Linked DNA regions of Homo sapiens: all the other regions are linked to region 4. Evidence: chromatin loops called from intact Hi-C (ENCODE). Cell type or tissue: endothelial cell of umbilical vein. All regions are shown on one strand. Region 1 holds the start of TCEAL8 (transcription elongation factor A like 8). Region 2 overlaps TCEAL9 (transcription elongation factor A like 9). Region 3 holds the start of BEX3 (brain expressed X-linked 3). Region 4 overlaps LL0XNC01-250H12.3 (a long non-coding RNA gene). Region 5 has its middle 6.4 kb from the start of LL0XNC01-250H12.3.

The links. Peaks named below come from ENCODE experiments on the same cell type or tissue, not always from the same donor. Only the 100,000 strongest peaks of a DNase experiment are listed, where the experiment ranks them.
Region 1: a loop joins it to region 4, with 5 times the contacts of the local background. A loop is called at or near these places in 12 of 110 quality-filtered maps.
Region 2: it touches region 4 in a loop (4-fold over the local background); 91 of 110 quality-filtered maps call a loop at or near these places.
Region 3: a loop joins it to region 4, with 11 times the contacts of the local background. A loop is called at or near these places in 8 of 110 quality-filtered maps.
Region 5: it touches region 4 in a loop (7-fold over the local background); 6 of 110 quality-filtered maps call a loop at or near these places.

Annotation. Positions count from the first base shown.
Region 1 is chrX:103,252,775-103,257,774 of GRCh38, forward strand. It overlaps TCEAL8 (transcription elongation factor A like 8), which reads right to left and starts at 2,381. Exons shown (of 3, transcript NM_153333.3): 1 at 2,304-2,381; 2 at 1,831-1,903; 3 at 221-1,243. The coding sequence starts at 1,205. The coding sequence ends at 852. RefSeq lists an enhancer at 2,318-2,367. In endothelial cell of umbilical vein, no CTCF peak of the experiment used is centred here; DNase peaks (open chromatin) are centred at 1,687 and 2,417; H3K4me3 peaks cover 1,739 bases; H3K27ac peaks cover 1,684 bases.
Region 2 is chrX:103,357,696-103,362,695 of GRCh38, forward strand. It overlaps TCEAL9 (transcription elongation factor A like 9), which reads left to right. Exons shown (of 3, transcript NM_016303.3): 3 at 1-767. The coding sequence ends at 304. Among named protein-coding and RNA genes, the nearest start is that of TCEAL9, 3.7 kb to the left of the region's middle. In endothelial cell of umbilical vein, no CTCF peak of the experiment used is centred here; DNase peaks (open chromatin) are centred at 2,686 and 4,966; H3K4me3 peaks cover 298 bases; H3K27ac peaks cover 1,094 bases.
Region 3 is chrX:103,373,982-103,378,981 of GRCh38, forward strand. BEX3 (brain expressed X-linked 3) reads left to right here and starts at 2,557. Exons shown (of 3, transcript NM_206917.3): 1 at 2,557-2,632; 2 at 3,047-3,125; 3 at 3,529-4,183. The coding sequence starts at 3,541. The coding sequence ends at 3,846. In endothelial cell of umbilical vein, no CTCF peak of the experiment used is centred here; a DNase peak (open chromatin) is centred at 2,440; H3K4me3 peaks cover 1,844 bases; H3K27ac peaks cover 1,632 bases.
Region 4 is chrX:103,462,970-103,467,969 of GRCh38, forward strand. The region is part of intron 4 of LL0XNC01-250H12.3 (a long non-coding RNA gene); the gene reads left to right. Among named protein-coding and RNA genes, the nearest start is that of RAB40A, 54 kb to the right of the region's middle. RefSeq lists enhancers at 1,665-1,814, 2,015-2,084. In endothelial cell of umbilical vein, CTCF peaks have their summits at 1,328 and 1,983; DNase peaks (open chromatin) are centred at 1,312 and 1,932; H3K4me3 peaks cover 349 bases.
Region 5 is chrX:103,395,906-103,400,905 of GRCh38, forward strand. No RefSeq gene overlaps it. Among named protein-coding and RNA genes, the nearest start is that of LL0XNC01-250H12.3, 6.4 kb to the right of the region's middle. In endothelial cell of umbilical vein, no CTCF peak of the experiment used is centred here; a DNase peak (open chromatin) is centred at 2,776; H3K27ac peaks cover 2,800 bases.

The sequences.
Region 1 (5,000 bases), 210 kb before region 4:
TAAGCCCCCACCTCTGCCTACTGGACTTGATCCTGAGTACAAGTTGCATCATGCCAGGCCCTCCCTTAAATATTGGTGCTTCTATAGTGGGTTGGGATTCCGTATGCACAGGTGGGAACAAGATCTCACTGAGCACAGCTGTTACTGCCTCATTTCTTCCCCACTGCAGCCCTGTGAAGCAAATATTTTCCCCATGAAAAGACTGAGTCTTAAACGTGTGTATCTGTAATAATTGCCAGTTTATTCCTCTGGCTAAGAGATCCAGAGGTAATTTGAGGTTTACATTTCTTTTTAAAGTTCTTTCATCAAGAGTTTAGGTGCCCCCATTGCCCTCATAAGCTGGTTGCAAATTATTTGACTCTTACTTGTAAAAAAAATCCTTAATTCTTTTTGTGTGTGAGACACGTGTTCATTAAAAAGTACATATAAGCAAAAAGAACAAAAAGAAGAAAACAAATAAAATTTCACACCACACAGAAATAAGCTTGGTTAAGTTTGTGATATATGTTATATGGATGTATGTATACACACACGCACACACACAAAGTTTGGAATTTTATCCTACATATGTGAGCTGATATTAAATATGCTGCTTTGCCATAACCTGTTATGTTTTACTTTACAACATGGAATGAACATATTCCCATGCAAATGTGTGAAAGTTTCCAATTGAAAAATAGACCTGGAAAATGGGTCAAAATCCAAAATCCAATGAGATGCTGGTACCAAGGAAATTACCTAAAACAAAATTTCATCAGATGATTAAAAGTAAAATGGAGGTCAAAGATACATCAGAAAATGCTAACAGAAAGAAAGCTGGGGCCAGATTTTAATATTAGGCAAAAATGAATTCAAGGCCTAAAGCACACAGGATAAGGACGGCTGCGTGAATGTCTTTGCTTCCAATGCATCATCACAAACTTGTTTCTTACTCTTCTTATCTCTTCCCTAAGCCTTTCAAGCTCATCTACTCCTCTTATCATTTCTTCAGGGTCCAAATGCCTAACGGGTGTGTCCTCTTTAAATCCCTGGCCAGGCTGATTCGGCCCTCCTCTGGGGTTTCCTTCTGCTTCCTGGCTTACGCCTTCTTCGGAAGGTTGAGGATTTCCTTCTGCCTCCTGTGGTACATCCTCCAAAGGGCGATCTTCCTCGGCCTTTGGCATGTTCTGTGGTTTTCCCTCATTTTCTTCACAAGACTTTTGCATATTGAGTATTTTTTATTTCCTTTTTGAATAAATTAATCCTAGAAAACAAGGAAACAAAACTACTAGATTCCAGGCAAACAGACCAGCAGTCAGAGTATGGGGTCCCATAGCGACTGGCCTTTTTTGACTCAGTACCCTAATTGTCAAAAGTTTTCCAACTAGAGAAAGCTGGATCCTCAGGCTCAGAACTCCCCTGACTCCACCTCCCTTCGCGCCCCCTTTCGTTCCAGCTCCATCTTTCTCCTCCTGCTCCTGCCCACCATCTTCCCAGCAGGCCCTGCTACAAGCCTCTCCTAATACTGAAATGGGAGCAGTACGGAAGCAATTAACCCTTCTCCCGCCTCTGGTCTCCAACACTCCCGCCCTTCAGACTTTCCCAGGCCCTCTCAACCTCCAGCCTCTCACCTGAGACGGCTGGTCCAGTCTCTGGCCTCCCCTCCCCCTTCAGCGTCTCTTAAGCCTCCTCCTCCCCCGCCTCATTTCCGCTGCAGGCTCGGCACCGGCCTCTGGCACTTAATCCGGATGGGGAGGGGCTGCTGCGACCCCAGGATGTGCTTTGGTGTCACTCACACTTCCACCCCCACCCGAAGAGACCTGAAGCAATTGCACCTTTACAAAAACTGACCTGCAGGGATTCAGGGGATTTTCCTCTCTCTTCCCTCACCTCGATTTGTGTCGCGCCCAAAAAACCAAATATCCTGCAGACAGATGGGAGTGTTTGGTGAGCAGACTAGTACCTGGATCACGGGTCCCTTTCATGATTCTAGGCCATGTTGGTGTAAAGTTTCCCATGTCCTCATCCTCGCCCTCCTTTTATGGCAACCCCGCCCTCCTCCGTGCCCACCGTTTTTCTGCAAGCAGGGAGTAGGAAAAGCAAGTTTCTTCCAAACAGTTTCTATGTCTCTCTCTCAGGACCCTTAATTAGCTACCCTTCTCTCTCTCCACCCGCCATCCCCCACCAAACAGCCCCAAATTTCCTGCACAAAATGGGAGTTTGGCGGAACAGAAGTGGGGAAAGCAGTGCCGGCCCCGCTTGCTTTCTGCTCTCGGCCTCCTCGACCCCAGGGTCTCCAAGTCAGCGCCCACGTTTATACTAACCTGAAAGGATCTTGGGCACTTTTCTCCTTCTCCAGCAATAAGGAGCTGCTACAGGGAAACAGGCCCTGGACTATAAGGACTTCTGCACACGTCGACTCCTGGTCACGTGAGAGTCGCGTCATCACTGAGCTCGAGTCCCCAGTTACCCCTCCCATTAACACTGCAGCCCGCCCGCTGCGTTCCCTCCACTTGATACTGTCAATCTTTTTTCGTATTTGCCAATCGGAGACAATAAACTGTTATCTTCGCCCTGGAGTATTTATTCGCCTTTCTCAGATTACCAGGAGGATCAGCCTTTTAGGGGTAATCGACCATTTCTCCTTCTTTGAGGAATCATCTCTTTCTTCTGCTCCCAATACTCCCACCTCCCCTCCTCCAAGACCCCTACAGTCCACCATTTCCCCTGGAATCCTATCCAGCATTGAAATGGGCAAAGGTGGTAGATCGGGAAGAGGGGGCTGGAAAAGAATCTAAGGTTGAAAGTGGAGGATTTGACTAATCCTCTTGAATAGTTTTCTGTTGTGTTCTATGTTTTCAGCAATCAGCATACTTTTAAAAATGGTATCAGAAAACGGATGCCTCATAAGCAATATGTAACACTTAATATGAAGGACAAATTAGTTATATCAATGTGTAAGACTTTGGAAAAGTTTTCTAATGGCTGGAAATGAAATGACAATATTCACAACATATTGATGTGTTAGAATTTTTTAAAATCTTACCAAACAGCACTTAAAAAATTGACTCCCAAATTAATGTGTGGAAGGAGGCCTAGTTTTCTCTTGTTAGCAATTTTGTATAGGTAATCTACTACTCTTTCTATTTCTGGCAGAACTCAAGTTATCAAGTGTTGGATGTCTGATCTTTTTCATTGATGACCACTGGTGGCATCCACTAAGGTTTCACTTGGAGGCTTCAGACAGACTTCCTCCCCATTTCCTCTATAGGATTCAGTATCTTGTTAATCAGATAAGTCCACAGAAAAGCCTGCTTTCCACTGAGTAAAATTCTTTTGGAACTCAAAGTAGTATGTTTCTTGGAAAACATTTCGTTGTTGGGAAATAACTCATACACTCATGAAACACTCAGAAAAGAGAATTCTCTGTATCTCACCATCAGGCTTGAGGCTTCTTTGCATGGCATTTTCATTCATGGCACTCTTGAGATAGTCTGGTATCATCCACTGTGTCCCATTAAAAGAACTATTGACATGCATAATTGTTATGATTAGAAAGCAAAGAGAACAACATTGCTGTAAAAAATAATATTAAACAGGAAACTGATATCCCTGCAACTCAGAATCCACTGGTACTTGGAAGGATGGTGGTGCCTGGAGTGGCATTCTGGCCAATGGAGCCAGCTGGAGAGTCAGAAGAAGACAGAGGGGGTCTTTTGTCTAGGGTGGTCACAGCAGGATGCCTTAGCCAACAAGAACACCCACCAGAGAAGAGAAAAGAAGGTTTGGAAAAAATAAATATTTTTTGGACTTAATGATTTATAGTTGAAGCATGACAAATTTCTTCCACACTTGAGGGATAAATGTTCTATTGTTTGAGAGAGAGCTTTTAATATAAATATAACTAGCAAATTATAAAGATTTAATCATTGCCTATCACCAAATGTTTCCACTCTTTTAAATGTAACCATTTAGTGAGGAACAACTCTGATCTTTTAAAAGAAAAATCATCAGCAGCAAAATGGACTTTGTGTGTGTGTACACTTCTATGAAGTTTAACCAATGTATAGATTTGTTTAACCACCACTGCAATCAGAATACAGTTCAATCACCCCCAGAAACTCCTGCATGCTGTCTCTTGTAGTCCTATTTGACTGCCTTCCCTAAACTCTGGCAACCACTAATATATTCCCCATTACTACACTTTTGTCTTATTCAGAATATTATGTAAATGATTTCATTTTTCAATTTTTGTGCACTGGCTTCTTTTGGGACTGGCTTCTTTCACTCAGCATAATGCCCTGGACATCCATTTGAGTTGTTGCATGTATCAATAGTTTATTCTCTTTTTTGCTGAGTAGTATTCTGTTATTTAGCTATTCCACAGTTTGCTTATTCATTCACCTGCTGAAGGACATTTGAGTTATTCCCAGCTCTAAGCAATTATGAAAAGAACTGCTGTAAACATTCATGAACAGATTTAGGCCATTGCTTCACTTCTGGACTTCCTGCCTCCAGCGCCTCCCTCTCTCCCTTTAATCCACCTTACACATTACCTTGTCCCTGCTTTCAACAGTCATTCTCCTGCTCAGTGACCCTGGATGGTAACCGCACCACTCACCAAGTAAATCCTATACTCCTTATCTTGACATTCAGCCTCCATCAGAATTGAACCTCAGGACATGTTTCTAGCCTCATCATCTCCTTCTCTGCCCCATCCAAAATAAACCCTTACTTCATTGTCTACAGAAGCAGTGAGATCAAATTAAAAATTAAAAACTAATAATAATAAACAACCCTTAGTCACTGTGCCCAAGCATGCCTTATACTTCTCTCTTTGTCCTTGTTCGTCATTATCTTGTTCCTGATTGCCCTCCTCTTCCTCCTAGATCCTGGTGCTGCTCATTCTTAGAGGTCAAGACCTAATCACCCAGCCTCTGAAGCTGGAAGTGATCTCTCCCTCCTCTGTCATTGCTGCACATGAAATCTGCACCCTTCGTGTAACCCTTAACAAAGGTTAC
Region 2 (5,000 bases), 110 kb before region 4:
TCAAAAAATGGAAGGAAAACCAGAAAATGAGAGTGAACCAAAGCATGAGGAAGAGCCAAAGCCTGAGGAAAAGCCAGAAGAGGAGGAGAAGCTAGAGGAGGAGGCCAAAGCAAAAGGAACTTTTAGAGAAAGGCTGATTCAATCTCTCCAGGAGTTTAAAGAAGATATACACAACAGGCATTTAAGCAATGAAGATATGTTTAGAGAAGTGGATGAAATAGATGAGATAAGGAGAGTCAGAAACAAACTTATAGTGATGCGTTGGAAGGTTAATCGAAACCATCCTTACCCCTATTTAATGTAGTTTACCTTGATTTTTATCTGATATTAACAATACCATATAGCTTGCTTTTTATTAGCATTTCCTGATATTCCTTTGTCCATATTTCTACTTATAACCTGTTGCTATTAATGGTTTTAGATGTATCTCTTGTTATCTGCATCTCATTGTTTATTGTATTTTGAACCAATCTACAAGTCTCTGTCTTTTAATAAAAGAACTTTACACATTTGTAAAAAAGAGGTTCTTGGTAAGATATAAAATGGAAAAAGGCTAAGTAATATGTGAATATCATATTTTTGAAAGGTAAAAAGTACATTTGTATATTACATATATGGACATAACTTGTGAAGGATGAAAGAAAGTACAGCCTCTCGGTGGTGGGATTATGAATGATTTTTCTCCTTTTGCTTGTTTGTATTTTCTATATTCCTAAAATTAACACACATTATTATTGCTAGAATAATAAAAGTTTTATAAAAAAGAAGCAACAAGCAGCACGTATTAGTTTATTTCTAAAAGTATTGGGGCATTTAATATTTGTTGACAGAATTTTAGAAGAAATGTGAACTTGAAAGTAACTCCAGACCACTTAGCTAGAATAATAAATTTTACATATTTTCTCATCTTTAAAATAAAGAAAATAATCTCACAAGGATCTGGTGAGGGCCAAATAGAGTAATGACTGTGAGCTATGTTTGACAGAGTTTTGTTCCCATCCCAACTCCGTAAGAGATTAATTTCAGCGATTTGGAAGGGTGGAGAAAGTAGTTCTTATCTGTGATTAAGAACAAACCCAAGGCCGGGCGCGGTGGGTCACACCTCTAATCCCAACATTGGGAGGCCAAGGCGGGCAGATGACGAGGTCAGGAGATCAAGACCATCCTGGCTAACATGGTGAAAGCCCGTCTCTACTAAAAATACAAAAAATTAGCCGGGCATGGTGGCAGGCGCCTGTAGTCCCAGCTACTCGGGAGGCTGAGGCAGGAGAATGGTGTGAACCCAGGAGGCAGAGCTTGCAGTGAGCCGAGATCGCACCACTGCACTCCAGCCTGGGTGACAGAGCAAGACTCCGTCTCAAAAAAAAAAAAAAAAGGAACTGTGAGGTGGGTGCCACCTTTATGTTCATTTCCTGATATGCCTACCCAGCTTCTCATGCCCCTGCCCTTCATACTACCATATATACTGCGTTTTCTGCCCCTTCTGCTGGGTCCTGCACCTTCAGGCCCCTACCACTGTGAATGTGCTAGAATTCTCAAGTAGTGAAGCCCAGCATATTTCTTTGGCACCCCCAGTAAGCTTAGTTCCCAGACTGACCTTTAGAGAAGTTAGGAGATTGCCCATCTCTTCAATTTAGATAGACACTTATGCAGTGCCACATGAGTCATGATGTCTTATAGATATCTTGGCAACTTTGGGATTTTAACTTTCTCCCCATAAGGCTCAGACATGATAGGTCCATCTGGGAGTTGGACCAGAAGACAAATCTGAGTAACAGACATTATGTTTTAGTCAGAATTGCTGCCCTGGATCTGAAGACTACCATTTTATCTTCCTGACTCCTATTTCCTTAGGACGAATGATTTCTCCCAGAAGACTGGTGGCAGGCCCTCCTCATCTGTTCAACAGATATCCCTAGACTTGTATAAATTTTGAAGGAAAATTCAAGTCAGATTTTGGAATAATCCCATCCCTGGCTGGAAATATATGAAAGTGCTGTGTAGGCCTTATTGTATGTCTATATCTACATATCTCTGTCTGTCTGTCTGTCTGTCTGTCTGTCTATCTATCTATCTATCTATCTATCTATCTATCTATCTATCTATCTATCTATCTATCTAATCTTTCTTTCTTTATTTTAAGGTGGAGTCTCACTCTGTCTCCCGGGCTGGAGTGCAGCAGCATGATCTCAGCTCACTGCAACCTCCGCCTCCTTGGTTCAAGTGACTCTTGTGTCTTACCTCCCGAGTAGCTGGAATTACAGGTTTGCACCACCACACCCAGCTAATTTTTTTTTTTTTTTGTATTTTTAGTAGAGACGGGATTTCGCCATGTTGTCCAGGCTGGTCTCAAACTCCTGACCTCAAGTGATCCACCCACCTCTGCCTCCCAAAGTGCTGGGATTACAGGCGTGAGCCACCGTGCCCAGCCCTATCTTTCTTTCTTTACAAAAGGCCCACTATTGTGCCTGTCATGTGTCATTTTCCTCTGTGATGCCATTTTGGGAACTCTTCATGTCTCCAGACCATTCTTCAAGGTGATGGCAGCCTAATGGTTGCTGGTAGGGCTGCAATTCATGTTGGAGTGAGATAAGGTTCCAGGCTCACTGCCAGTTTTACAAAACAGGATAAATCCATCCCCTTGGCCCTCAGAGGGGTGGCACTCAGGAAGGATGTGGAAGGGCTCACTCAAGCCACACTCCTGTCTAGGATAGGCCTGACTTTGGCTTCTCTGCTAGGCACAAGGCCCTCCTCAGCTGATAGCTTGCCTGTCCTGAACAGACATACCTGGAGAAAAACAACTATCCTTTTTGCAGATCAGAGCACTAGACTTCCTTTCTCCCTTTTTTTCCTTCACAAGGAGGTTTGATAGGACTTTTTTATAAGGAAGAAGATAAGATCTCAAAATTCACTAATAGAAACTTTGTCCCAGACATGACTGCTCTGCATGTAATCAGATAACTTATGGTTAAAGTAAAAGAGTCTGGTGGTAGGAGGAAATGATTTTAGATAGTACACAAATCTTTTAAATTGTGGTGTCCGTGTATTTATTTGAACATGTATGAATGAATACTTTCTGTTTAAAGCAAATGATGATAGTTTAGATTTAGGGTGGCATTATAAAGTTTGTTTTTCAAAAAAGTATTCAAATAAGTGAGTCAATGTGAAGAAGAACATTAAGTTAGAACACAGTATTAATAGTGTAGGTGGCACATACTTAAGGCAAAAAAACATCCTGGTGGGAAACATTGCCCCAGCATGGGCATAATAACTTTAGGGATAATAACTGGAAACACCTATCAAGAACTGTGAGGGATTTGAGATTTTACCCTACGTATAAGCTAACAACTTAGCCTACTCTCATTTAATGGATGCTGGCAGAAGACTCTAGACTCCTGGGTCAAAATCAAATGACATCATCACAGCAGAAGCAGTAGCCAGAGCTTCATGTTGGTTTGTATTAGTTCCTTATTATTTCCAAGTTTCATGGGGTGGCATAGGACCCGTGATTGATACCTAAACATGCAGGGCATTGCATTATAGGAAGGAAACCCTGAGTTTGGGGTCTTCAATGCTTTCACAGCAGAAACAAGCCTGCTCTTTGTTCAGGGGAAGAGGTTATCTTATCGCTCAAGGTTGCTTGTTGCAAACACAACTATGAAAAATGGTCTGCCTGGGTAAAGAACACTCAGGGTCTTAAATTCTTGGCATACCCAATAAGAATATGCAGGGATGCTCAGGGTTCATGGCAGATTGCCTCTCCCAATAACAGTTTTCTCTGTACAATAAATCTGAATGTGAATAATAAGCATTTCCTAACACCAAAAGCTCTGGTTTATGATTCCAAATTAAATACAGCACACAATGTATATTGTAGAATATAAACATGGTATCTGTAACTATTTCTAGTTTTTAGTTAAGTACAGGGGATTTTAAATAAATCCTAAGATTAAAAAAGAGCATCAAGTAAGAAACTAAAGATAAACAATCTTTGAGGAACTTCAAAATTACAGTAAGACACAGCTATCATGATACCACAAAATAAAAGAGGTAGGAATGCAAAGCCAATGGATTCTTCAGGACGCTAATAACAAGAGTAATCTCATATAAAACTTTTTACTAGGAAACTGACAGGAGAGTGTGTGTTTGAAAATCAGCCCCAGATCCCATCCACACATAATCACCTCAGTCTCTGTAAAAAGCAAAAGCTAACAGAAAAGCTGGTTTGTTCTCTCTGCAAAGAAAGTTCAAGGTAAGGTAAGAAGGAGGAGGCTAACACACATAACAGTATCCAAAAGCAGTTATTTGATATTCTGACGTCAGCCTTTTGCAAGACCCTTAGCAAAAACAGCTGCATCACTTGAATAATTTAGTTGGGCATGGAGCATCTTTTCATGTGCTTATTGGTGATTTGTATTTCACACTTTGAGAAATGTCTATTCAAATCTTTTGTCCACAGTGTAATGTAGGTAGGGAACTATTTAAAGGAATGAAGTAGATCCATATGTACTACATGTTCATCATGTATTGTTAAAAGAAAAATGAAAAACAGAAGGCACAGTATAATATATACACACATACACATACATACCCATATCCACAAATATTCACATATATCAAGATGAAGCCCTTCAGTTTGCTAAAGAGAAGGATTATTTCTTTTTAAGTGGCATTTTGGTATCTCTTATCAGGCCTCCTGCCATCTGGTTAAGAAATAATTATTTTTTTAAAAAAATTCCCAATCGGTAATTATATTATCCTTGCATTATAATTGCCCAAATAATTATTGGACTTACACAGAGTCTTTCTTCCCTTCCATGAACTCTGAGTCCTTTTCTAGATGTTATATCATTAACCTATTATTTTATAGAAAAGGAAAGTGAGGCCTGGCCGAGGTTGCCCAGCTATTAAATGGAATACTTGCCTAAGGTCAATGTCCTTTTTCCTAATCACTGCTCTGGAATGATTGGTATTTAACAAATAGTAACAATACCACTGTG
Region 3 (5,000 bases), 89 kb before region 4:
TAGTAAATTATTGTTATGTGTAATTCTAACAATCCTTGTTTCACAGAGGAAGCACACAGACCTTGATAAGTAATTGATCCAAAGTTGAACATCAAGTAAACAGCTGACTGAATTTGAAGCCAGACTTGTCTGATACTACTGTTCATGCTTTGAAACTGCATCATTCCAGCTGATATCATTAATATAGCAATCTGTATAAAAAGTTCTTAACTGTGAGACAGAATCCAGGAATCACTAACATTTCTTTAAAAGACAAATATTGAGTGTGATTTTATAATTTGATGTTTTGGAGCTATGTACTAATATATCCATATACCTCTAGAAGAATATATATGTAATTTTATATGGAATACATATCTCCAAAACGTCTAACTACATACACACTGGGCATATACTCTTCCTTTATTCACTGTGTCATCTGGTTTAGCAGGGTAGGAAATTCTACAGGAGTTTGGGGCCAAAACTAGAGTTAGTAAGCATTTGTCTGGCTTGTCTTGCCTCAGTGCTGCATTTAATGCTTTTGGTTCCTTATCATAAACAACAGATATCAAATATTTTTTATAACAATGCCACTTTTCTAAAGACATCTCTATTTTCTAGCTGTGATAATTTTTTTAAAAATGATTTCAAGTTGGAGAAAGGAACATTTGCACTCAGGATAAGGTTCAGTCTCAAGTTAAGTTGTTTCACACACCCCCTGCTTATTTCTAATATATTTTGAAACATTCGCACCAAAGGGTAGATGGTTTTGAAACTACTTTCTGCATAATATGTACTTAACTTCTGAGCTCATACTAAGAAGATATTTGTAGGGATGGTTTGAAAGGTTTGGAAAGGAAAGCAGGGAATAAAAGACTCCCTTTCTCTGATGACTGTGATATCAAAAACATCAAAGTTACATAAAATGGTGAAGATCTGACGACCAGACTGCTCCCTGAAGATTCACTTTACAGATCATTTCGAAAACACCAACTGTGTTCAGAAAGAGTCCCGCCTTTCAGGCGCCTGTAGTCCCAGCTACTCCGGAGGCTGAAGCAGGAGAATGGCATGAACCCTGGAGGCGGAGCTTGCAGTGAGCCGAGATCGCGCCACTGACTCCAGCCTGGGCGACAGAGCGAGACTCCGTCTCGGGGGAAAAAAAAAAAAGAAAAAGAAAGAGTCCCGCCTTTTTATATATTTTTTTCTTTTCTTTTTTTTTTTTTTGGAGACGGAGTCTCGCTCTGCCGCCTAGACTGAAGTGCAGTGGTGCGACGCGGCTCACTGCAACCTCTGCCTCCCGGGTTCAACGATTCTCCTGCCTCAGCCTCCCGAGTAGCTGGGACTACAGGCACGTGCCACCACGCCTGGCTAATTTTTTTGTATTTTTAGTAGAGACGGAGTTTCACCGTATTAGCCAGGATGGTCTCGATCTCCTGACCTCGTGATCCGCCCGCCTCGGCCTCCCAAAGTGCTGGGATTACAGGCGTGAGCCACCATGCCCGGCCAAAAATAAAATTTTAAACGAGCTAGTATGTATCAAAAGTAATGGCTTGATGTTGTGTGGAGCCCAGAAAAAATATTTTGTGTGGTACAGGTCAACATAAACAATGAGAGATTTCATTGTGCAGGATAAAGCATTTCCTTTTTTTTTTTTTTTTTTTTTTTTTTTTTTGACAGGGTCTTGCTCTGTCGCCCAGGCTGGAGTGCAGTGGTGCGATCCCGGCTCACTGCAACCTCCGCCTCCCAGGTTCAAGCGATTCTCCTGCCTCAGCCCCCCGAGTAGCTGGGATTACAGGCGCACGCCACCACGCCCAGCTAATTTTTGTATTTTTAGTAGAGATGGGGTCTCACCATGTTGGCCAGGCTGGTCTCACACTACTGGCCTCAAGTGATCCACCCGCCTCGGCCTCCCAAAGTGCTGGGATTACAGGTACGCCACCGCGCCCAACCAGCATTTCTTTCAAAATTAAAAACTTATAATTTATAATTTTCTGAAGCATGCAGATTTTTTAAGGAAATAAAAAGAAATATATACAGTCCACTCCACTTCCTTGCCCCGCTTTCTGACAAATGCCCTCCTGCCTCCCCACCTTAGCCCTCACTCTAAATTTTCTAGAAGGGTAGGAATTCAGGGGCTACGTGGGCATTGATGGCTGTGCACACGCAAGGGGTAGAAGTGGGAGTGCAGCGCAAAGCATGTTGCCAGGTAGAAAAGGAGAGAAAGCAGAAAAGGCCAAAGCCAAGGCCTGAAGTGAGAGGGGGCAGTGGTGGAGGATGATGCAGACCCTCCCTGGTAACCAGAGGAGGGCAAACTCCAACCGCAGAGCAGTGATGCCACTTGTGGGCCCTCAGATTGGAGAGGACCGAGAAGAGTGACAGGGCTGTGCGCTCTGGGGCACCTCATGCAGACGGGAGTAGGGAGGCTGTTTTTTGCGCGTGCATATGGCGGTGGCGGGTGGGGGGAAGGGGGAGATCCTGCTGCACTGGCCGCCCAAGTTGGGGGGCGAGCTCGGTGGTGACGCGCGGCCCTCACGTGACCCAGAGCTGCAGAGCGACGCAGCCTTCGGTGCAGTCGTCACTCGCGTCTGGCTACCAGCTCCCCGCTGCCCTGAGCTCGGCGGGCTGGCATTCGGCCCGGGGAAAAGCGGAGCAGGTAAGGGCTCCGGGGCCCGTGAGCCCCGGCCATGCCAGCAGCGGCTGACCGACCTCGGCGACAGGCGCAGAACAGCGCAGGGGGTCCCCGCCAGCTTTCTCCACACCCCAACATGCTTGGGAACACAGAGGCCCCCAGGGATGGGGAAGCAGGGGCGGCTGGGTTTCCAGGGGCGGCAGAGCCACCAAGAGCGATGGAAACCCACCCCCGAGTCCCTGCAGGAAAACAGCGAACACCGCGGGGGGCTGGGCGTTCGAGGGTGGGGTGGGGGTGGGGGGCGGGAGACGCGGGGCGCTGGCAGCGAGGGGAGCCCGGGCTCGGAGCACGGAAAGGGCCGGGCGGCGGCGGGTCTTCGCTAGCGTTCCGCTGCAGCAGCCCCCACCCCCCACAACCCCCACCCCGGCTCGACTGCAGGTCTGCGAGGCTAAGTGTCTCCGCGGCGCACCTCGCGGCGAGAATCCGGAGGAGAAGGAGACTGCAAGGATAGGCCCAGGTCGGTGCGAGGGACGGTGGTGGGGCGGGGGTCGGAACGTAAGGAAAGCCCAGTCTGAGACCCCAACCCCCTCCACCCCATCCCCCACTCCTATACCGGTCCTCCATTTTGGTGCCTGCAAAGCTCTGGGAAAGAATCCCGGGAAACGAAAAATGGTGGGTTTGGGGGAAGGGAGGTAAGGGGAGAAAGCTGGAGGGAGGGGCTTTAATTGGAGGCCCCGTAGAGGACGCGCGGAACTTCTAAGGTGGGAAAAAACGAAATTAAAAAATCCTTTGATATCAGGGCTCTGAATCCTGCTGGTCAGAGCACCAAGCATTCAGTCTCTCTCCTTGCCTTTGTCTTACTTGTGTTCAAAGAAAAACAACCAGAAAAAAAAAATCTCATCATGGCAAATATTCACCAGGAAAACGAAGAGATGGAGCAGCCTATGCAGAATGGAGAGGAAGACCGCCCTTTGGGAGGAGGTGAAGGCCACCAGCCTGCAGGAAATCGACGGGGACAGGCTCGCCGACTTGCCCCTAATTTTCGATGGGCCATACCCAATAGGCAGATCAATGATGGGATGGGTGGAGATGGAGATGATATGGAAATATTCATGGAGGAGATGAGAGAAATCAGAAGAAAACTTAGGGAGCTGCAGTTGAGGAATTGTCTGCGTATCCTTATGGGGGAGCTCTCTAATCACCATGACCATCATGATGAATTTTGCCTTATGCCTTGACTCCTGCCATTTATCATGAGATTAATACTGTGATTCCCGCTGTTTTCTTTTTCCTTGCATTTTCCTAATATGCCTTTACTGATCCGTTTGCTGTGAACCCTATGTTATTTCCATGTGTCAAGTGGGTCTTGTGTTGCCAGCTTCTATTTGAAGATTGCCTTTGCACTCAGTGTAAGTTTCTGTCAGCAGTAGTTTCACCCATTTGCATGGAAAAATTTAAAGCTAATAAAGCAATTTAAAAAGCAATCTATACATTTATTGTCTCATTAAAAATGTATACTTACATATAACAGATGAACTAAAAAAAAATCTGAGATTAAATACACTAGAGTGTTAATTGGTGAACATTTCTGTGTGTTAACTAATCCCAGCACTTTGGGAGGCTAAGGTAGGCAGATCACGAGGTCAGGAGATCGAGACCATCCTGGCTAACACGGTGAAACCCTGTCTCTACTGAAAAAAAAATACAAAAAATTAGCCGGTCGTGATGGCACACGCCTGTAATCCCAGCTACTCGGGAGGCTGAGGCAGGAGAATGGCTTGAACCCGGAAGGCGGAGGTTGCAGTGAGCCGAGATCACGCCACTGCACTCCAGCCTGGACGACAGAGCCAGACAGTCTCAAAAAAAAAAAAGTAATATGTGACATTTTTTTCCTTTTATTATCTGGAGTTTGAGAAGCAATGAAAATTATTTTTCAATGAGATTATGAATGTAGTGCAGATACGTAACAATACTGGCTCAACAAATTTGAAGAGTAAACTCTAACTATCCTTCAGTCTTAACTGGAATAATAAACCTTCCCTTTATTACAGATGCATTCCTTTAAAGAGCCCGTTTTCTGCTCTGTGAAATGGGGAACAATGCTTGTCTTACAGGGCTGCTGAGTGGAACTGATGAAATGTGGAACTGTGTTGGGCTGGCTTCTGTCCCCAACTCCCCAACATTTAACAGGACCGGGACCCCCATCAGGTACTTAGGACTGGAGGAATTATCACTCATGTTTACAAGTCCAGACAGTGAAAATAGGTGGGTTCCCCCATATCATTCTTGTTATTTGCAATCCTCCTGCTCCCCTGATTACTGCCTTCTTGATTGGCCACACTTTCCCTTCTGCTGGATCCTATTTCTGTTGCTGTTGATGAGGTGCTAGGGT
Region 4 (5,000 bases):
CACATGTACCCCCCAAAATATGTAACCCTATATTATATATCAATTGAAAAAATAAATAAAGGTAATAGTAATGTTCAAAAAAAGAGATATCCTTGCTGATTCCCACTTTATAGATGAGAAACTGAGTGGCAGAGAGAATAAGGACTTTGCCTGAGACTACACAGTTAGGGAGTGGGACAGCTTGGATTTGTGTCCAGGATGTCATGCTTCAGAGCCTGAAAACTGTCACAGATTTCTTAGGTGAAAGAAACAGTCTGCACAAGCGTGCATGTTTTAGGAATGCATTTAAAGTAATACTTAGTATGTTAATAGATGTATACAAACACTGGCCCTAGTAACAAAAAGGTGAATGGTGACCTTGGTAAGATCACATTCATTACAATCCTGGCAATGGAAGTCATAGTGCAGTGGGATAGGGGGTTAGTGGCGAATAAAGAATGTTAACAAGGAATGCAGAAAACTATTTTTAGAGCTTTAACTTTGAAGGGAAAAGAGGAGAGAGAGAGAGAGAGGAAGAAGAAGAGGAAGAGGAAGAAGGAGGAGGGAGAGGGAGGGGTATCTTAAGTGGAAAAGATAGGTTGTCAAAGAAGATGAGGACTGTGATTGCACTTTTGGAGAGGACTATGATGTGTGTTGGGGGTCGAACATGTTCGTGTGCACGTCACCTACAGGGATGCGTCTGGAGAGCGTGCATTATCCTAAGGGACAACAGACCCCTTGGGGCCAGGGGGTAGGAGTAGGGTCAGTGAGAGATGCAGGATGATTTAAATGTATTGAAGTGCTTTTGCATAGTGTTTGAAATTTTGTATTCGGGGGGAAAAAGTATTTTAATAAAAATTGAAAACAAAATACTTATCATCAGATTGACAAAAGTAATGTGCACATATATTCCATATATATATATATATTTTTTTTGCTTTGGAAAAGCATTCATTGTAGCCAATTTTATGGGGAAACAAAGCAGATTTTAAAAAATGAATGGAGTGTGTGTGTGTGTGTGTGTGTGTGTGTGTGTGTGTGTGTGTGTGTTTCTAGCTAGTCTAGCTCCACCACCTCAAGTACAGCTCACAGTTGCAGTATTATCTTCAGTTCAGACCAGGACTGGCTTCTGATCTCAGATTTAGATATCCCACAAAAAGTGCTTCTGTTAATATTCCAGAAAAAATGATGGATACAGAAGGATAGCTGGATGTAAGTGAAAAGTTCCAGAAAACCATGTCTGATCCCATTAATCAAGCTCCCAACTTTCATCCCTCCCTGCCCGCTGCTGAGTCCCCTGGTCTACACTCAGAGTTGCAATCCTGACTCTGGCCACCAAGAGGCATTACAGCTATCTCCACGTTCCTTGCTCTTTCTTAATGAAAAGGGGTAAATTTCGCAGAGTAAGTAATGTTATGAAACTTTTCTTTACTGTGATACCAATAGTTCGGAATACCCATTTGTATATTAAAGCAGGCCAATTTGCTGTTGATTCCAAATCTACAGCGCATTCAGTAATTTATTTTTTCCTTCATTAGCGTAGGTTGAGGTGTCCACGCTGTAGGGGGGGGTCCCTCCTGGAGAGCAGGGTGTTCACCACCCATCACTCCAACCCTGTACAGGCTTCTCAGACTCTCTCCCACTCCCTCCCACTGACCCCCCTCTCCAAGACATTGTGGACACATCTGCCCAGACCCCACTCCAGCGCCTCATCCTTTCAGTCACTTCCTGCTGCCCTGGGCTCCCCCAATCCTGCCTCCCAGCAACAGCCAAGGCACATCAGACCTACCTGGTGTTTCATCCTATGGATGTCCCACAGTATGTTTTTACACTCTTTTTTACACCTGTCAGGGTTGTTTTTTTTTTCCAGACAGAATCATTCTGCAGTTCCTTTCATAGACTGGGTTTTAGGGGAGGATACCGTATTTTTCTGCTCCTTGCTTACACTTTGTAGAGAAGTTTGATAATAGTGGTACAGTGATGCCCCCTCATGACAGAAGCCTGAACTGCAGCAGCTTGAACATCGCTGAGCAGGAAGGTGGGAGGGAGGTGCTGTGGCCCATGCACACCCTACAGAGTTTTCTGGAAGTGTGAGTAGAAAAATGGGCATTCCCACTGTACAGGGATACTGACGGCCACCAGACAGAAAGTGTAGCCTCTTTATGTGCTATGTGAAAGCACAAAATGATCATTTCTGTGTTTATGCTTTCAAACCTCTGGATAAATAGCTATAGACCTATATAAGCAAAAATGCATCTTGGCCACTAAGTGATCTTTGTGACCCACATTTGCCCTCATTGTGATCATCTTTGCATACACATGCGTTTCCATAATAATGTTTTAAATTTCCTTCCAAAAATAATTGTAGTCTCTTTTTTTTATCAACCAGGTGGTTCATCATGTGGGTGCCCCAAAAATTCATTTAATTAGTATCCCAGTCATAAAAATGTAGTTGCTTTAACATTTTTTCCTGTTACAAACAATAGTATACTTAATATCCTCCTCATATATATGCAAATATATTTGTAAGCATTTCTGTCAAAAAAAAAAAAGTTCCTGGAAGTGGTCTTTCAAAACCCTGGGAACTGTAAAATTTTATATTAACATAGTGAAATCCAAATACTATTTCTAACTTATATTCCTTACATAACAGTATGTAAGGACCTTGTGTCTTCACACATTAGAAATAATGTGAATCATTGCTAATCTTACAGGCAACAAATCACCTCTCATCGTTATCTTCATTAAAACTTGTTTTGCTGAATTCTAGAATTCCATCCTATGGATATGACATCAGTTTTCTCAAACCTGTGTTAGTCAGAGTGTTCTGATATTCCCTGTTATCTACACTGTGTGGAAGACATCTTTTCAGAGTCTGTGCATGGCTGAAGGGCACAGTTCCTGTAGCTGTTTACACTGGTGAGCCAAATGGGTCCTCTTAGAGCCTTACTAACTGTCTTGGAGGTTATTACAGTACTAATAACAGAACCTGGTTGCTGTACATGTGTGTGTATTTGTCACTGCTTGTGTGTGTGCACAGCATTTCCCTCTGCTTCCTTCTGCCCCTTCATAATTTGGTGTACCGGTTGGTCTTTCTTCCTAAATTCAGGCCCAGAAATAAAGGAAGGGAATTTTCAGAATGACAGTACTTATAACCAGATGCTTATCAGCATCCTTCACAATGTCCTGAAGATAAACTTCTAAAAGGTAAATTGTTGGTGCAAAGGGTGTGCACCTATGTAGCCCTTTGATAAGTATTGCAATACTGACACCCAGAGAGGTAATGCCATTTAGATTCCTCAGGTGGAGTCACAGGAGAAAATCCCAAGAGGAGTAAAAAATAATAATGCTGATGTCATGTTAGAGTGGAGGCCCTGGATGCTGTTGTGGACCCACTCTCCAGTTTCTTCCACAGTTAGAAGATGTGGAAGTGATCAGGTGCAACTCGAATTTTTCATACAAGCAAAGCCCGAGTCAGCGTGAGGGGTGGTGGTGGTGGGGCAGGGAGAGACTGCCATTGCTTGGAGTTACTTAGGACACAGTCAGCAGGGCTGGGATACAGCTACGGTTTTATATATATTCATGGGTATAGAAAACATGGGCATCAAGGCCTTCATATGAAAAAGTTTGGTCATTACTGAGGTACAACAGAAGGCTTTCTTGCAATATAATTACAGACAATGAAATTCGCAGTTTTAAGGATACAACTTGATGATTTTCAGTAAACAAAAGTTGTGCAACCATCACCGTAGTTGAGTTTTGGAGGTTTCCATCACTATAAAATGTCCCATCATACTTGAACGCAGTTAATCCCTGCTTTCACCCCCAGCTCCAGGAATCACAGGTATGCTTTGTGTTTCTGTGGATTTACCTATTCTGGACATCTCATAGAAGTGGAATCATGCAATATTCATCTTTTGTGTCTGGCTTCTTTCACTTCACATAATGTTTTTAAGGTTTATCTATTTTGTAGCATGTATCAGTACTTTATTCCTTTTTATTGATATACCACATTTTTTTATCCACTCATCAATTGGTGAACACTTGAGTTGTTTCCAGTTTTCGGCCATTATGAATTATGATGCTACATATATTTTTTGTGCAAGTTTTTATGTAGACATAGGTTTCCGTTTCTCTTGAGTATGTACCTGGGAGTAAAGTTGCTGGGTTATATGGCAGTTCTCTGCTTGACAATATGAGGAACTCTCAGAATATTTTATTGACCTTGACAGTCTTGAGGAGTACAGCCTTAATCTGTTGTCTTTTTCTCATGATTAGACCAGCATTATGGAATTTCAGAAAGAATACCACAGAGTTGAAGTGCCCTTCTTATCACATAATATTTGGGTTTACATGATGACATGACCTCACTGGTGATGTTAACCTTCATCACATAGTTAAAGTCGTGTTTGCCAAGTTTTCCAATGTACAGTAACTTTTTCAATTCACGTACTATGTTCCTGAGAAGTGAGTCACTAAGTGTGACCTTCATTCAGGATTAAGCTTCACCTCTTGGAGGGTTAGTAGCTACAAATACTATTTGCAATCATTCCATAAAGACTGTTTGTCTTCTCACATGCTTTTCTTTATTAATTCACCAAACATTTACTTATATCAGTATGGATTTATGCATACTTATTTTAAAGTTGAAATATTTTACTTAATGGATATATCCCCGAAGAATTCCAGCATCATTATTTCAGTGGTACAGTAAAAGAATTTTGACTTAACTATCAGGAAACTGCAAAAGAGCTCCCTATCACCGCAATTATATTTCATCACCACTATATTTTCTAATTGTGATATATTAGTGCTTTTAGATAATATATTTAATCATGGCAAAGTTTGGAACAGCATTATAATTTCACTTTATTTCATTGCCTACTTGGTACCCCTTGAGACAGAAATAAAAAACAGATAAGGCAAGATTATTGAAGTAGCCATAAAAATTACTGCTAACATAAAGTAAACCTATTTATGAACTCCCTGTCGATGAAGCAAAAGTATAAGCTGTGTCAGGT
Region 5 (5,000 bases), 67 kb before region 4:
TTGAGACGGAGTCTCGCCCTGTCGCCCAGGCTGGAGTGCAGTGGCGTGATCTCGGCTCACTGCAACCTCCGCCTCCCGGGTTTACGCCATTCTCCTGCCTCAGCCTCCAGAGTAGCTGGGACTACAGGCGCCCGCCTCGGTGCCCGGCTAATTTTTTGTATTTTTAGTAGAGATGTGGTTTCTCCGTGTTAACCAGGATAGTCTGGATCTCCTGACCTCGTGATCCACCCTCCTCGGCCTTCCAAAGTGCTGGGATTACAGGCGTGAGCCACCGCTCCTGGCCAAGAATCACACTTTTTGAGGATGAACCTGCTGAGAGTCAGGAGTCTGCTGGAGCTTTTCCTGGCTAGTAGTGGAGGAGGCAGGAAAGGGTGAACTACAAATGTGAATACATTTGAGGGGGTGGCATGATCTAAAGGGCATGTGGAGAGAAGAAAAAAAAACACTCCCACGTTTCTAATTGCACCGTGAGTCAGTGCCATTTCTATGCGGTGGAATGAGTGCCCTGCTGGGGCCGGGGGAATGGTAGAAAGTTTTTCCGCCATCTCCATCTAACTGAGTCATGGACCCCATGAGTAGAGATTGGGGTAAGGGAATGAAGTCACCACTCACCCCATTTCTTCCTGTTTCCTGGGTTTTCCTATCCCCTTATCTTGCCCTCCTCTTTGCCTGAGAGAACTGTGTTTCCTTTGCACTTCTGAGGGGCCTGATGAAAGCCTCATACTATGTCTGCTGGACAGAACACTGGAGCAAGAGAGACAGGATGTCTCTCTTCATCCTAGTGTCGGACCCAAACCAGTAACTTGGGATATTCCTGTTTCAGGGATAAGTCACTTCCCTTACTAGCCTCCCTGGGAGCCAGGAAGGCTGCTGAACACCCCCCATTGCCTAGAACAGCCCCCACAGCAAAGAGCTCTCCAGCCCAAAATGTCAACAGTGCTGAGGTTGAGAAAACCTGCTCTAGAACAAGGCAAATGTTACTACCCACACTTACCTGCAAAAGGTCATGATAGAACTCAACTTTGGGCTCTGACCACCCTGGATTAGAATAACCATGCTGCCTCTTACTGGGTCTGTGTCCTCGTAAAATATATTTAACCTCCATGAGCCTTAGGAGAGCCTGCCTCTGGGGAGGAATGAGTTTAAGCAGGGAATACTGATACCTAACTTACAGAGCAGTTGTAAGGACTTAGAGAAACGGTATGTAAAGTGCCTAGTATCTGGCCCGTTGTAGGCCCTTGAAGTATTAGTTTCCTTTCCACAGCCCTTTGCAGCTTCTGCTTCTGAGATGACTTTAACCTAAACTATATAGTGCTAAGAAGCATAATTGTGTCCTAAAGAGCTTCTGAAAACATGGCAACAGAAAGAAAAATAAACCTACACAGACTTACATCATGTATAAGAGTTGGTGCCTCTTCTGTGTTGTGGCATCGCGCAGTGTAGGTAGAATGGGGAAATGTTGTCACCCCATTTCTGTAGAATCAGTGTATGTTTCCTGACCTCTTTGGGACTCTCTTGGAGAGTGAGCATCAGAAGTGGTCATTAACTGGGTATCTGGGTTGTTCTTGTGGCTCTATAAAGACACATGCCCAGGGAAGAGCTAAGCATGAGGAGAGGTCTTCTGGAGAGAGCAATGGAGTGAAAGGCAGAAGATGTTGTTTCCAGAGCCTGACAAACTGCTCTCTATGTGATATGGGTAAAACGTGTACCTTCTGCTGGGTACAGACTCAATGTTAGGGCATGTGAGTTGGGATGATCTTCTAGCAGGCCAATTTTGGGTATAAATCATTTAGCTTGCCTCTTCTGAAGCATTCCTGTCCTCATTTAAATTCTCATATTCTAATGCTGCTGGAGGATTCAATGAACTAAGCTATCTCATAGGAAATCTGCGTCATTGCTGAGGCAGAGGGACAAAGTGTACTGGTGGGACACCTACATGGCTCTTATCACTTCTGCTTGGGAGGGGCACGCTCCATTTCCTCTCATCAATCATTGGCCACATCTAGTCACACATGCAAGCTTGATGTCAGTGGAGTGGGGTCAGCGGGCCTAGGAGGGGCCATGGGCACCAGCCAATCCATGTGACCTAACATAAGCTTCATAGGTCAAAGGGCAGGATTTCATCTCCACCGTCCTCTTCCTTGATGTGAAGGGCTGTTGAGTGAGGCCCATAGGGCACAATACTGGGGGAGTGCAAAGCCATCATCTTCCAAATGGGAAGCTGCTGGTGATATTGTGGGGAAGGCAAGAGATAGAATCACATTCCAGTTCTGCCACTTCTCTGAAGAGGGTTTAGTCCCTGTGAGAACGAGCTTGATCATCTGTGAAATAAGGCTCACCACATATCTTTTTCAGAAAACCTGTCAAGTACCTACGGGACATAGTAGGACTTCAACACATAACACTCACGGCTATTTACCTCCTCCCTCCCAGAGAGGAGATGACATTTATCTAAACCAAAGGGCATTACTGCCATAGAGAGTTTGTGGAAAGGTAGCAGCAAGAACTGAAATATGTCCCCATAACCTATGAGCTTTGGGCCAGTTCTGAGTTGTGGGATGAGTTCCATGTGGGAATGGGGAAACAGAAAAAAATCCCCACATCATTTCCTATGACTGCATTTGCCTTCCTGTCCCCTTTCTTTGCCATCTAGTCTGACACTGGAGGAGAAGTTTCCCATTGATTCTGAAGTAGAAGGGACACTACAGAACAAGATACATAGATGCTGAACAAAAGACTGGAGTCAGGAGACCAGACACGTCCCTGACTACAAAACTTTGGATGAGTCATTTCCCTTGTGCTGGCCTCAGCCTAGTGCAATAATTGCCCTATTGCAGTGGCCTGGGGGTTGGGTCAGAAAAAAAAAACAGTTTAAAGCTGAACACCATTGGTTGAACTTTGCATGATTTTTTTGTATGAATCTCCTTGTGGTAGGCAGAATTTTAAAATGAGCTTCAATGACCCTTTCAATCTTGTATAATCTCCTCTTCTCTGAATGTGGGTGGAACCAGTTAATATAACGTGATATCACTTACATGATTATGTTCTGTTATATGGTAAAAGGGTGATAATTTGGCTGGGGGCTGACCTAATCAAATGAGCTTTTTAAAAGCAGAGTATTTTTTTCTGGCTGTTCAGAGGAGGGGAAATCAGAGAATCAGAACCCAGGGAGCATTCAACACACCATTGCTGGCTGGAAGAAGGAGATCACGTATCAGGGAACTGGAGTAGCCCCTAGGAGCTGAGAAGACTCTAAGACGATAGCCGTCAAGGAAACTGGGAGGTGGGTTGTGCTGCAGTGCAATAGTCTTGAGAAAATGACTTCTCCCAGAAACAAGGATGATCTTGGAAGCAAATTTTTACCCAGAGCCTCCAGACAAAAGATCTCAGTCAAGTCTACATAGATACCTTGATTTCAGCTTTGTGAGACCCTAAATTGAGAGCAAGGTCATACAGTGCCAGACTTCTGACCTACAGACCCATGACCTTAGATGTAGCTTTCAGCCACTAACTTTGTAGTTACACACTTAAAGAAAATTGATACATTCCAGTTAAATCAAATCCATATTCAATGCATATACAGTGTGTGTGTGCACATGTACACACGTGTGTAGATGACAACTGGAGGAAACATACCACCATGATTACAGTTTTCACTAGTCCATGGTGGGGTTAAATGTTATCAATATGTTCATATTGGTATATGAGTGCATTTTCCGTATTTTCTAAGTGCACAATGGGTTACTTGTTAATCAGAGATAAGGCCCATTAAAGACTTATTCATGTCAAATATGTTAGATTTCAGGCATTTAAAAACTTATAATAAATACCATAATAGGCAAACATGTGTACAACCAAGTCAAATATTGCAGAGTAAATGCTTCTATGTATCTTCTCTGATTGTCTTACCCCTGAGGGAACCATTATCCAAATCAAATTTTTTTTACCATTCTAAAGTTTTGTTCCATATTTATTATTCATGAACATAGTTATGCATTGCACAACAGGGATACGTTCTGACAAATGTGTCATTGTGCAAACATCATAAAGTGTACTTACACAAACCTAGATGGTATAACCTACTACATATCTAAGCTAGATGGTATAGCCTATTGCTCCTAGGCTACAAACCTATAGGAAGTTACTGTACTGTATACTGTAGGCAATTGTAACACAATGGTAAATAATCTAAACATAGAAAAGTTACAGTAAAAATACAATATTATAATCTAATGGTACCACCGTCATATATGCGGCTCATCATTGACTGAAACGTCGTTATAGGGCATATGACTATACGCTCCTGAACAGAACACATAATTTCTTCACATATTTTAAGCTCTAACTATAGAAGTAGTATATTTAGGTACCACTTATGGAGATTTTTACACTGAAAATAGCGTTTCTGAAGTTTCTTTAATCAGGCAACTTTGGAACTATATTTTAGCCACGCTGCTGTGACCAGGTTTGCATACATGCAAAACTCTCTGAAGTGCAGACCTGAGAGGGCTGCGGCTGACAGGGCCTTGCTTGCTTCTCTCACAGATGCTGTGCAGTGTCTCCACAAAGAGCTTGTACCAATTTCTCCTCTCCTGGCAGTGTGTGGAGTTCTCCTGACTCCATAATTTCAATTTAAACAGGGCACAGCAAAAACACAAACTTACTGATCTGGTTTTCTTGCCAAACTCTACAATTATTCCAGGACATATCTTGAGGCATAAAGTGGAACCATTATGTTTGCATTTAAAAATGCACATGTGAAATATGCCATTTACGTGGAAATAGACGGAGAAAATGAAACATATTCTAACATTACAGCATAGAATATTTCATCAGCAAATATTAATAAAGTTGGAAAAGCCGTTATTGCACAAATCTAAAAAAATGAGTGCTCTCATCTTGGAGTTGGTTGGGATATTCATTAGTAAGGAGATTTTAACTTTCAACTAGACAGCAAATACTTAATATGTTAAATGGTCATACTCTTTGATAAAGATGAT